2 separate regions of the Homo sapiens genome follow, and region 1 is linked to region 2. A link is a loop called in an ENCODE intact Hi-C map of the cell type or tissue named here. Cell type or tissue: GM12878. All regions are shown on one strand. Each heading gives the region's core, and the rest is flanking DNA. Links, peaks and the distances in the headings are about the cores only.

Region 1 (6,721 bases), core at 1,540-5,539, 330 kb before region 2:
ATGCCCGGCTAATTTTTGTATTTTTAGTAGAGACGGGGTTTCACCATTTTGGTCAGGCTGGTCTCGAACTCCTGATCTCGTGATCCACCCTTCTTGGCCTCCCAAAGTGCTGGGATTACAGGCGTGAGCCACCACGCCTGGCTTAGTATTATATTAATGCTGCAGTGAACCACCTTGGAGAAATATTTTCCAATACAACTCTGATTATGTTCTTACCACAAATTCCTAGAATTACTGGATCAAAAAGATTTTGTATATTTAGTATTTAATAGCTATTGCCAAATTGTTCTTTAGAAAGGCAGACCCAATGTGCAATCCTAAGATAACTTGCCTCCTTCCCTCCCTTTCTTCCTTCCTTTCTTCCTTCCATTCTCTTTCTTGAGACAGGGTCTCGCTATATTGCCCAAGTTGGCTTTGAACTCCCATCTCAGGAGATCCTCTCTTCTCAGCCTCCCGAGTAGCTGGGACTCCAGGCATGCACCACCGTGCCTGGTGAAACTATGAATTTCTACTTTCCCACTCGGACCCGTTATGCCTCTTCTTCAGAGATGACTAATCATGAGCTAATTGTGCCTCTCATCTCCTGCAATGGGGAATAGAGTCCCTTTCAACATATAAATCATTCAGTAGTATTCAAATGGTTTAATGCAAATGCAGTGGTAAAAAAAAAAATTGCTCAGTGATAATTTGCATCCCAACCATCATCACTGTCTGCATTAGGAGAATTTATAATCATTTTTCCCCAACCTTTGTGACTGAACCAATGTCCTGAGTATAGGATTATAGTCAGCACCATCAAGATAACTCTGGGTATGGGCCAGGCGCGGTGGCTCACGCCTGTAATCCCAGCACTTTGGGAGGTCAAGGTGGGCGGATCTCAAGGTCAGGAGATTGAGACCATCCTGGCTAACATACTGAAACCCTGTCTCTACTAAAAATACAAAAAAAATTAGCCAGGCGTGGAGGCAGGCACCTGTAGTCCCAGCTACTCGGGAGGCTGAGGTAGGAGAATGGCGTGGACCCGGGAGGTGGTGCTTGCAGTGAGCCGAGATCACACCACTATACTCCAGCCTGGGCAACAGAGGGAGACTCCGTCTCAAACAAACAAAAAAAAGATAACTCTGGGTATGAATCTGTTGCTAGTGGGAGTGATGTGATGGCTTCAGTAAAGGATGATGACGTGGCTGATCTGCTGCAATGACCCCTCTGACTGTAGGTGGTTATGTTGACATGGAGTCCGTCACACCCAACTTCCCTTTGTATGGGAACTCCCCTGCCTGCGGTGCTCTGCTTAGAGGAGCCACGGTCAGCTGTTTTCTGTCTAATTGGACTGGGCTCATGACCTACCGTGTAGTCAGACTCAAAACACAAGAGAATCAGACCTCTCTGAGAAATTTATTTATTAATTCATTTACTTTTGAGACAGAGTCTCGCTGTCTCACCCAGGCTGGAGTGCAGTGGCACGGTCATGGCTCACGGAAGCCTCAACCTCCTGGGCCCAATTGACCTTCCCACCTTAGCCTCTCGAGTAGCTGGAACCACAGGCATGCACCACCACGCCTGGCTAATTTTTGTATTTTTTTTTGTAGAGACGGAGTTTCAACATGTTACCCAGGCTGGTCTTGAACTCCTGGCCTCAAGTGATCTGCCTGCCTTAGCCTCAGCCTCTCAAAGTGCTGGGATTACAGGCATGAGCCACCACATCCGGCCTCTTTCAGAAATTTAAACTTGAAGAACTGAAACAATCGAAGGCAAGCAGGGGGTAGCTGAATCCAGTAGTGGAAAGGGGGAAATTGAAGGGCAGATTCCGTAGTCTAAGAGTTCGTGACTCTATGTCAAGCACAGGCTTGGCCCACTGTTGATGTTCAATACGTATTTGTTGTTGAATGAATGAGCGGAAGGATTTGATGATAGCCGACCTCTCTCTTCTTTCTCCGTCCAGGGTGCCTCCCCCTTCTGGTAGCAGCATCCCCATTCCTTTGGGAGCCTGCCTAGAATGTTAATTCTAGCTGGGGGAATTCTAATTGCAATTCTAAAATGTAATTCTAGCAAGGGGAAGGCAGGTTCCCGAAGAAATGGGAAACAGGTTCACTCCATATGGATTGACACTGCCTACCTGAACCACCTGAATTAAGAAGTGTGGTATCCTCAGCTCTTGAGGCTCCCCATGATGTGACACTAGTGTCCTTTTCTGCTTCTATGCTCACACTCCTCCTTGGCTTCTTTCCCTTCCCTGGATGTCCGCTTTTCTGTTTTTTGTTTTGTTTTGTTTTGTTTTGACACAGAGTCTCACTGTGTTGCCCAGGCTGGAGTGCAGTGGCGAGATCTTGGCTCACTGCAACCTCTGCCTCCTGGGTTCAAGCAATTCTTGTGCCTCAGCCTCCCAAGTAGCTGGGATTACAGGTGCCCACAACCATGCCCAGCTTATTTTTGCATTTTTAGTAGAGACGGGTTGTCACCACATTGGCCAGGCTGGTCTCCAACTCCTAGCCTCAAGTGATCCGCCTGCCTCTGCCTCCCAGAGTGCTGGGATTATAGCCGTGAGCCACCGTGCCCAGCCCTAATTCTCTACCTTTTGTCTGTGTGAGCTTGGGAAAGTTAATTAACCTCTCTGAGCCTCAGTTTCCTTAGCTGTGAAATGGGGATAAAAGTGAGATAACACCCACAAAGGAGCTGGAACAGAGCTGCCACTCATTGTCTTCTGTTAAATATGAGCCCTGCCCCATCCCAGAGATTTGGGGAATAACTGCAGGAAAGTCCGTGGTCACGGTGGGCAGTATAGTGTGACAATTAAGAGCATCAGCTCTAGCTCTGTCATTTAGTAGCCCTGTGACCTTGGGTAAGTTTATGTAACCTCAGTCTCCTCACTTTAAAGTGGGATAATAATAGCGACAACATCTGAGAGCCATTGTGAGGAATAATTGAGAGGATTGAGAAACGTGCCCAGGAGGTGGGCTTGGCTCTGAAGAAGCACTCAATGAATGGCAGCTATTTTTTGGCGGAAACCATGGGGAGAGAGGCTTTCTTTTCTCGATAGGGTTACTAAACTGGTAGAATGTGAGCCTAGAGCTGCTAGCAGCCATCTGTGGGAGGCCCTGCCTGCAAACAAAGCCAGCCCAAAGAAGGCCGAGCAGCAGAGAGGTGGACAGGGAGGGACTCCTGGTGACTTTTTTTTTTTTTTTGTAATGCAACTTTTTTCCTTTCTTTTTTTTTTTTTCCGAGTCTCGCTCTGTCATCTGGGTTGGAGTGCAGTGGCGTGATTTCAGCTCACTGCAACCTCTGCCACCCAGGTTCAAGCAATTCTCCTGCCTCAGCCTCCCGAGTAGCTGGGATTACAGGCGTGCGCCACCATGCCCAGCTAATTTTTGTATTTTTAGTAGAGATGAGGTTTCACCATGTTGGCCAGGCTGGTCTTGAATTCCTGACTTCAAGTGATCTGCCTGCCTCGGCTTCCCAGAGTGCTGGGGTTACAGGCATGAGCCACTGAGCCGGGCCTGTAATGCGACTTTAAAATATAACACTAAATACTTATTAACATGGGGTTGTACCAGACATGTGTTTAACTCATGCAAATCCAACTCTGCATGTTTGCCTTGGTAATGAGGAAGTGGGTATAATCCTCCAGAACCAAAGGGCCAGGGAGGAGGTCTGAGTGCCACTCCAAATGGGGTGTGGAGGACTGAACTCCTCCTTCCCTGGCTTCTGTAGCTGAGGGAGGCACAAAACCAGTGGTTCCCAACTTTATCCCAATGCTTAGTACCAGGATGCCCTTTTTATTATTTATTTCTGTATTTATTTATTTAGAGACAGGGTCTTTCTCTGTTGCCCAGACTGGCAGTGGCGTGATCATGGCTCACTGTAGCCTCCAACTGCTGGGCTCAAGTGATCCTCCCACCTGGGCTTCTGAGTAGCTGAGACTACAGGCGCACCACACTAGCACATCCAGCTAATTTTTAAATTTTTTGTAGAAACAAGGTCTCGCTATGTTGTCCAGGCTGCTCTCGAACTCCTGGCCTCAAACGATCCGCCTGCCTCAGCCTCCCAAATGCTGGGATTACAGGTGTGAGCCACTGTGCCCGGCCAGGATACCCTTTTCAAAACCTTCAAAAATATCACCAACCTGCACTTGAGTGTTTTCTCATGAGAAAAGGCATAACAACAAAAAGCCACTGTGAATTAGTATGTACTTTTAAAGAATTTTTAAAAATTGCACTAGTGCTGAAAAACTATTCATGTGTCTATATGTGGGAGGTATTGTTTATTCATTCTATGGACCATTCCATCTGCACTTTGGGTATGCAGACTCTTGCTGTATGACTCTGGGGCCCAACCCCCAACACCTCTACAGCCCTTGGGTTCCAGTGGTGCAGTTCTTGGTATGTGGCCTGCAGCCCACTGAGTGGGTCTAAGCTCCTTTCTACAGGCCATCAACTGATCCTAAAAGGTCACATTCTTCCTCTGGTTCTTATGAACAAGTTACACATATATCCGTTGATTTCCAGCTTGATGCATGACTAAGTGCCACTTTCTAGGAACCTACTAAGTGAGTTACTACAATTGACTAGTCATAACTAAAATTAGAGTGTTACTGGGAATTACCGAGAACTCAGCCGCAGGGATCTTCTGGAAGCCTGGCTCCTGCATGATGCTTTTCAATGCTGCAAAACTCCTACTGCACAAGTCACAAAGCAGGAACTGGTGGCTGCAGATGGGAGGAAGGGTCTTTGGCCTTGCCTAAGTGAGCCAAAGATCAAAAGCATTTGAGAGCCACTGTTCTAGGATCTGGAAATTCAGTAATCTACTCTCCTGGGTGCTTTAGTCCCCCATCTCGATATCCCTGACATTTCCAGCTGCTCTTAACGTCATTCCCAACTTGCACTTTTAGACCACCATAAGTTACCTATAAAGCATGCTTTAAACAACTGATATTATAAATAACATTCAAATTCCAGTTCTGACCTCTAAATGCCTAAGCCGACCATTCAGTTAATAAATATTCAATAATACTCAAATATATTCAGGCGTATATTAGATCCAGGGCATGTAGTAGTCATCAAGACTGTTGCATTCCCTGTTTGCATGGAACTTATGGTCTGGTATCAGAAAAAGACACTATATAAATAAATGAAGCAATGATAACATTTCATGGGCTTAAAAAAATAAAGTATTGAGGTAGAGGCTGGGTGCAGTGGCTCATGCCTATAATCCCAGCACTTTGGGAGGCTGATGGGGGGGATCATTTGAGGTCAGAAGTTTGAGACCAGCCTGAACAACATGGGGAAACCCCGTCTCTACTAAAAGTATGAAAAATTAGCCAAGCGTAGTGGCACAAGTCGGTAATCCCAGCTACTGAGGAGGCTGAGGCACAAGAATCATTTTGAACCTGGGAGGCAGAGATTGCAGTGAGCCAAGATTGTACCACTGCACTCCAGCCTGTGCAACGGAGCAAAACTCTGTCTCCAGAAAAAAAGTATTGAGGTAGAGAATGGCATGGGAGTCCCTATTTGAACACAGTGGTCAGGAAAGATGTCTTAGTCCATTTTATGTTGCTATACAGGAATACCTAAGGCTAGGTGATTTGTAAATAAGTTTTTTTGGTGCACACTGCCACAGGCCGTACAAAAAGCATGGTGCCAACATCGGCTTCTAGTGAGGGCCTCATGCTGCTTCCACCCAACGGGAGATAAATAGGAAATGGTGTGTGCAGAGATTGTATGGCAGGAGAGGGCGAACGAGAGAGGAGAGATGTACCAGATTCTCAAGGGAACCAATAGAGTGAGGACTCTCCACAAGGGAGGGCATTAATCTGTACATTAATCTGTGCCATTAGGCCCCATCTCCAACATTGGGATCAAATTTCTTTTTTTCTTTCTTTCTTTTTTTTTTTTTTTGAGACGGAGTTTCGCTCTTGTTGCCCGGGGTTGGAGTGCAATGGCGTGATCTCAGCTCACGGCAACCTCAGCCTCCCAGGTTCAAGTGATTCTCCTGCCTCAGCCTCCCTAGTAGCTGGGATTACAGGCATGTGCCACCATGCCCAACTAATTTTGTATTTTTAGTAGAGACGGGGTTTCTCCATGTTGGTCAGACTGGTCTCGAACTCCCGACCTCAGGTAATCTGCCCGCCTCGGCCTCCCAAAGTGCTGGGATTACAGGCATAAGCCACCGCACCCGGGCTTTTTTTTTTTTTTTTTTTTTGAGACGGAGTCTTGCTTTGTTGCCCAGGCTGGAGTGCAGTGGCACAATCTCAGCTCACTGCCAGCTCCACCTCCCAGGTTCATGCCATTCTCCTGCCTCAGCCTCCCGAGTAGCTTGGATGACAGGCACCGGTCACCATGCCTGGCTCATTTTTTTGTATTTTTAGTAGAGATGGGGTTTCACTACGTTAGCCAGGATGGTCTCGATCTCCTGACCTCGTGATCCACCCGCCTCAGCCTCCCAAAGTGCTGGGATTACAGGAGTGAGCAACTGCACCTGGCAGGATCAAATTTCAACATGAAGTTTCAGGGGACAAACATCCAAACCATAGCAAAAGATGTATCAACCAGGGTTCTGTGATTGTAAGCAACAGAAAATGATGCTGGAAATTTATTGGAAAGATGTGGGAGACTTGCAGAAGCAATGGAAAAACTGGACCTTGTGAAGGAATGACCAGAACCACACAAATTCTAGGGATGTAGGGAGCAAGAATGAATGGAGTGTCTCTTAAGTGTCTCACGTACAT
Region 2 (6,721 bases), core at 1,740-5,739:
TTTAGTAGAGATGAGGTTTCACCATGTTGGCCAGGCTGGTCTCGAACTCCTGACCTCAAGTGATCCACATGTCTCCACCTCCCAAAGTGCTGGGATTACAAGTGTGAGCCACCACACCTGGCCCAATTAGTATTTTAGAGAGAGAGTTTAACAACCACCTGACTATCACCTGATGGTCACTTGACATTCCTGTGGGTCGGGGTGGGGGCCCTTTCCTGCCCTGCTCATGTCTGCCTAGCTCCCTACTCTAACGTCAGTTCTTCCCCTACAGACTGCACTTCCCTGTGCTTAAAAAAAAAAAATTATTTAGGTGGAGCCAGGCGCAGTGGCTCACGCTTCTAATCCCAGCACTTCGGGACCCGAGGCAGGCTGCAGCTCAGGACCAGCCTGGCCAACATGGCAAAACCCTGTCTCTACTAAAAATACAAAAATTAGCCAAGCGTAATGGTACATGCCTGTAATCCCAGCTACTCAGGAGGCTGAGGCAGGAGAATTGCTTGAACCCGGAAGGCAGAGGTCACAGTGAGCTGAGATTGCACCACTGCACTCCAACCCAGGTGATGGAGTGAGACGCTGTCTCAAAAAAAAAAAATTATATATATATATATATATATTTAAGTGAAATTCACATAATAAAAAATCATATTAAAGGGTAGAATTCAGTGGGTTTTAGTATATTCACAATGTTGTACAAACCCCACTTCTACATAGTTCCAAAACATTTCAATGACTCCAGAGTAAAATTTCTCAACCTATTAGGCAGTTTCTCCAGTTTCTCCCCTGGCACCCAGGCCCTGGCAACCACAAATCTACTTTTTGTCTCTATGAATTTGCCTATTCTAGACATTTCCTCTAATGCTGTCATACAGTAGGTCACCTTTTATGCCTGACTTCCTTCACTTAGTATAATGTTTTCAAAGTTCATCCATGTTGTAGTATGGGTCAGTACTTGGTTCCTTTTTATAGCCATATAATATTCCATTGTATGAATAGCCCACAATTTGTTCAGCCATTCCTCCATCAATAGACATTCAGGCTGTTTTCACCTTTTGGCTACTGTAAGTAGTGCTGCTATGAACATTTGTGTTCAAGTATCTCTTTAAATACCCCTGTTTTCAGTTATTTGGGGTATATATCTAGGGGTGGATACGCTATATCACATGATAATTTTATGTTTAACTTTTTGAGGAACTGCCCAAAATGGCACAATGGCTGCACTGTATTTTTTCCAGAATGGCTGCTCTGTATTTATATTTGCACCAGCAACACATGAGGATTCCAGTTTCTCCACATCATCGTCAACACTTGTTATTTTCCTCTTTTGTTTCCCTGGTTATAGCCATCCTCCCGGGTGCAGTGGCTTGTCGCTGCTTTTGCCGCTGTGGTTCCTTCTGCCCATGTGCTCCTCCTCATCCCTTCATCTCTCAATAGTGCCGTCTCTCCAGGCTCAACTCAGAGCATGCACGTTGGGGGTTTCTACCCCCAATCTCATATCCCAGAGCACGTGTCTCCCCATGTGTGTTCCCAACTTCCTGAGCTTGTGCTTTTTTTTTGGTGAGGGAAGACATGGTCTCACTCTATCACCCAGGCTGGAGTGCAGTGGCATGATCTCGGCTCACTGCAACCTCTGCCTCCTGGGTTCAAGCGATTCTCCTGCCTCAGCCTCCTGAGTAGCCGGGATTACTGATGCATGCCACCAACCATGCCCAGCTCACTTTTTTTGTATTTTTAGTAGAGACAGGGTTTTCACCATGTTGGCCAGGCTGGTCTCATTGAACTCCTGACCTCAAATGATCTGCCTGCCTCGCCTCCCAAAGTGCTGGGATTACAGGCATGAGCCACTGCGCCCAGCCGAGCTTGTGCTTTAGAGAGGGGGAGAGAGAGAGAGAAAGAGAAAGAGAGCGAGATTGGATGGGTGGATAGATAGATAGATAATAGATTGATAAGACTTGATAGATTGATAGATGATAGATAAGATGATTGATAGAAGATAGATACGATGGATAGATGATTGATAGATGATAGATAAGATAGATGATTGATAGATAAGATAGATTGATGAAAGATAAGATAAATAGACTGATAGATGATCGGTAAAATACATAGATTGATTGATTTCGGGAGTACAGGTGCAGTTTTGTTATATGGATATATTGCATACTGGTGAAGTCTGGGGTTTAGTGTAGCCATCACCCGAATAGTGTACATTGTACCCATTAAGTAACTTTTCATCCCTCTCCCTCCCCCTCCCCACCCTTCTGAGTCTCCAATGTCTATTATTCCACTCTCTATGTGCATGTGTTCATATTATTTAGCTCCCACTTATAAGTGAGAACATGCAGTATTTGACTTTGTGTCTGTTATTTCACTTAAAGATAACTGCCTCTAGTTCCATTCACGTTGCTGCAAAGGACATGATTTCATTCTTTTACATGGCTGAGTAGTCTTCGTGTGTGTGTGTGTGTGTGTGTGTGTGTGTGTGTGTGTGAGAGATATTTATCCATTCATGTGTTCTGGATACTTAGCCTCTTTATCTTTGCTATTGTGAATAGTGCTGCGATATGGGTGCAGGTATCTTTTTGATACAATGATTTCTTTTCCTTCGGGTATATACACCAGTTTTGGGGTTGCTGGATCGAATAGTAGGACTATTTTTAGTTCTTTTGAGAAATCTCCCTACTGTTTTCCATAGAGGTTGTACTAATTTACCTTCCACCAGCAGTGTAGAAGTGTTCCCTTTTCTCCACATCCTCGCCAACATCTGTGATTTTTTTGCCTGTTTAATGATGGTCATCCTGACTAGAGTGAGATAGTATCTCACTGTGGTTTCAGTTTGCGTTTCTCTGATGATTAGCGATGTTGAGCATTTTTCACATGTTTCTTGGTAATTTGTGTGTCTCCTTTAACAAGATGTCTGTTCATGTCCTTTGTCCACCTTTTAATGGGGTTATTTGCCCTTTGTTGTTGTTGAGTTGTTCGAGTTCTTTGTAGATTCTGGATATCAGTCCTTTGTCAGATGCACAGTTTGCAAATATGTTCTCCCATTCTGCAGCTTGTCTGTTCACTCTGTTGATTATCACTTTTGCTGTGCAGAAGCTTTTTTAGTGAACTTTTGCTTTTACTGTAACACATGCCACATCCTGTCTTACATGACAGTTGGGTCCCTTGTTCTCATCTCCAGTAACTTTGCTTCCCCTCACTTCAGTGTCCAAGGGCCTGCCTTTCCTGCCAGGCTGTGAGGACCAGGAGCCCACAGCCGTGCCTGCATGCCTGTTTCAAGCTTGCTGTATACCCAACGCACAGCACAACAAATGCCTGTATTTTCTTTTTTTTTCTTTCTTTCTTTTTTTTTTTTTTTTTTTTGAGACAGAGTCTCACTTCGTCGCCCAGGCTGGAGTGCAATGGCGTGACCTCAGCTCAATGCAGCCTCCAAAAAAACAAACGAAAATATTTATAGCTACTTTTAATTACATGTAGATTAAGGGGCAGTTTATGCAGAAATTTCAAGGAAAGGGTGGTAGCATTTGGGTCCTCGGTCTTTGCCACGGAAAGGAGCAGTAACTCCCAGTGTTGCCATGGCAATGGTAAACTGTCAGCGCTCACAGGTGGGCGTGTCTTATGGAGAGGTGCTACTGCCCCATCCCTGTTTTAGCTAGTCCTCAATGTGGTCCAGTGTCCAAGCCCCACCCCTGGAGTTAAGTCCCGTCTCCTGCTTCACTGGTTCTAGGGAGCTCTGGGATAACCTGAGATCTCCCTTGTATCCGCCCAATATTGCCCTTACGTCCTTATGGATGTTGTTTCCAAGAACACACACCCATAAACCTGCACACAAATCTCTGCCTCAGAATCTATTTCCCAAGGGCGCCACCTAGGAAAGAAGGCATAACAAAGTTTGGGGGAAAATATTGTCTTGTCTTCTCCAGTAACCACAGACCAGCAGGCCCGTACATCTCAGCTTCTTCTTAACCTGGGTAACATCAATGCCTGTTCTGTTCCAGATAGGTTCTCATTCTGTTGATTAGATTTAATAGGGAGAATTGGGGGGCCTTCTGGTTTTCTGGCCAGCTTTTCCTATTGATGCCTTCCAAAGTCATTCAACTTCCTGCCTTGAGATGTATCAGTGACTTCCCACTGCTCTGGGGAAAGGCTGCATATGGCCCGGCTTTCTCTGTGTCCTCACCTTATCCACACATGCTTCCTGAGCTACATCTGAAGCTTGTCAATTGCTCATTTCCTCCACCACAGGGCCTTTGTATATGCTGTTTATGGTGCCCACACCCCACCGACCCCACCCCTTATTCACTGAATTAACTCTTGTTTATTCTTCAGATATTAATTCCGTTGTCTTTTCCTTGAGGCGACCTTTTCCCAGAGGCACAACTGCATAGTGTCCAGGGTCTATGATACCTTTAGGGGCCCAGAAAAAAAGGCTTAATTTCTTTTAAAATCAGAAGAGGGAGACAGTGACTATATTATGATGAATCCAACCTGGATTTATACCAACAAAGTTGCAAAATGTAATTTTTTTTAATGAGAAAAAGCCCCCGCCCACCCCCCTACAGGGCAAAAGTCCCTCAGACCTTTTCTGGCCTCCCCCTAACCCACCAGCACTGCTAGGTCAGGTCTTCCCTAAGTAAGATGCTTTCACTCTGCCCTGAACTCTTCTGCCTAGGCAGGTACCACGGTTGTAACTTGACATTTGGCCCCTAAACCACTAGCTGGATGAAGGCAGGGACCATGTCAGACTTATTCTCTGTGCAACACCGAGTCTACACAGCACTTGGCTCTTATTATATGCTCAATAAACATTTGCTGCAAGTATGACTAAGCGAAAATGATCAGACTTCACAATCATCCCACAAGAACACTCATTCCATCTATTATTTTTTTGTTTCTTTTAGAGGCAGGGTCTTATTCTGTTGATTCTGTTGCCCAGGATGGAGTGCAGTGGCACCATCTAGTTCACTGCAGCCTTGACCTCCTTGGATTACACGATCCTCCTGCCTCAGCCTCCCAAGTAGCTGGGACTACAGGCTCACCCCACTGCACCCAGCAAATTTTTAATTTTTTTTTTTGTAGAGATGAGGTCTTACCATGTTTCCCAGGCTGATCTCAAACTCCTTGGTTTCAGGCAGTCCTCCTGCCTCAGCCTCCCAAGGCCTTGGGATTACAGGCGTGAGCCACTGCACCCGGCCCACACTCCATCTACTTCTAACTCCCTGCCTCTCCTGCAGGCCAGAGGGGAGGGGAGGGGAAAAGCCTGCAAGACGGAAACCAGGAGGAAAGACTCACAATGGACGTGAGAGAATTGGTGGTACTCAACCTTTCTCCCTGATAGGGGAGTCAGGCCGGGGGAGGTGGGTGGCGGCAGAGATTTAGCGTAAACAAACATTTCCTTGTCTGGTAGGTCATTTTGTAATTATATGCAGGTCAAGCTCTTTAGAGCTCCCGGAAATCAGACAATATCTGCCTGCAGAGAGGCCAGTCCTGCTCCAGGGCCCCCAGCGTGGAGGGGACTTTCATCAGAAGATCTTTCCCTATCCAGGCAGGAATCTAAGTGACCGTCCGGTGTGAAACAACGAAGCCAGCAAAAAGCAATAGGAAGGAGAGCCGACCTCAGAGTTCAGAAGATAAGCGGGGGAACAAAATGAATACGTGAACTTGGGGAAAACGGGCTGAGCCTGAAGCCCTGGGCAAGGTTCTCTGGGGAAAAGGGGATGACATTGACCTTGGCCTTCATGCTCTCGGGAGGGACGCTGGCAAGAGTGATGGAGAGAGGCACCTTTGTACATAGGACATTCCAAGCCACCACTTGGTACTCTCCATGGATGGCAAATGTGTCAACTTTGAGAGAGGATAACAGACCATTAAGAGAAAGCAAAGGAGGCTGTTGCCAGAGGTGGAAATTGGTTCTTGCCAACTAACTGCCCTCCTTCAATTTCACTCGGTCAAGGCAGTGGGGATTTTTCAAATCATCCTCATGGCTGTGGTTCCAGCACCACCCTGGGAGGGATGGGGTTGCAGGGTAAAGACTATAAAGAAGAGGGCTGGGTGCAGTGGCTCATGCCTGTAATCCCAGCACTTTGGAAAGCTAAGGTAGGCAGATCACTTGAGGTCAGGAGTTCAAGACCAGCCTGGTCAACATGGTGAAACCCCATCTCTATTAAAAATACAAAAATTAGCTGTACGTGGTGGTGTGTGCTTGTAATACCAGCTACTCGGGAGGCTAAGGCAGGAGAATTGCTGGAACCCAAGAGGCAGAGGTTGCAGTGAGCCAAGATCGTGCCACTGCACTCCAGCCTGGGCAACAGAGCAAGACCCCATCCACCCCCTTCCCTCCCAAAAAAAAGGCTCATGCCTATAGTCCCAGCTATTCAGGAGGCTGAGACAGAAGGATTGCTTGAGGCCACCAGTTCAAGGCTGCAGTGAGTTATGATTGCACCACTGCATTACAGCTGAGGCAACAGAGCGAGACTTGACTCAAAAGAAAAAAAAATTGATGGAATTTTGGCCGTATGCAGTGGCTCACGCCTGTAATCCCAATACTTTGGGAGGCTGAGGCAGGCGGATCACCTGAGGTCAGGAGTTTGAGACCAGCTGGACAACAGAGCATGACCCCATCTCAAAAAAAAAAACCCAAAAAACAAAACAACAACAACAACCAAAAAAAACCACAGAAGAGGCTTGACTGACAGCCAAGGAGAAAACTTAACGACACACA

Evidence for each region. A loop is a pair of places that touch in the nucleus more often than their neighbours do. Peaks named below come from ENCODE experiments on the same cell type or tissue, not always from the same donor. Only the 100,000 strongest peaks of a DNase experiment are listed, where the experiment ranks them.
Region 1: it touches region 2 in a loop (17-fold over the local background); 1 of 110 quality-filtered maps calls a loop at or near these places.

Annotation. Positions count from the first base shown.
Region 1 is chr12:116,335,637-116,342,357 of GRCh38, forward strand. LOC105370005 (a long non-coding RNA gene) reads right to left here. Exons shown (of 3, transcript XR_945392.2): 3 at 4,660-4,734. Among named protein-coding and RNA genes, the nearest start is that of MED13L, 61 kb to the left of the region's middle. RefSeq lists an enhancer at 1,536-1,585. In GM12878, for the core only: no CTCF peak of the experiment used is centred there; no DNase peak of the experiment used is centred there; H3K27ac peaks cover 154 bases.
Region 2 is chr12:116,670,176-116,676,896 of GRCh38, forward strand. The region is part of intron 1 of LINC03088 (long intergenic non-protein coding RNA 3088); the gene reads left to right. Among named protein-coding and RNA genes, the nearest start is that of LINC03088, 12 kb to the left of the region's middle. RefSeq lists an enhancer at 2,769-3,078. In GM12878, for the core only: a CTCF peak has its summit at 3,875; a DNase peak (open chromatin) is centred at 3,116; H3K4me3 peaks cover 982 bases; H3K27ac peaks cover 1,112 bases.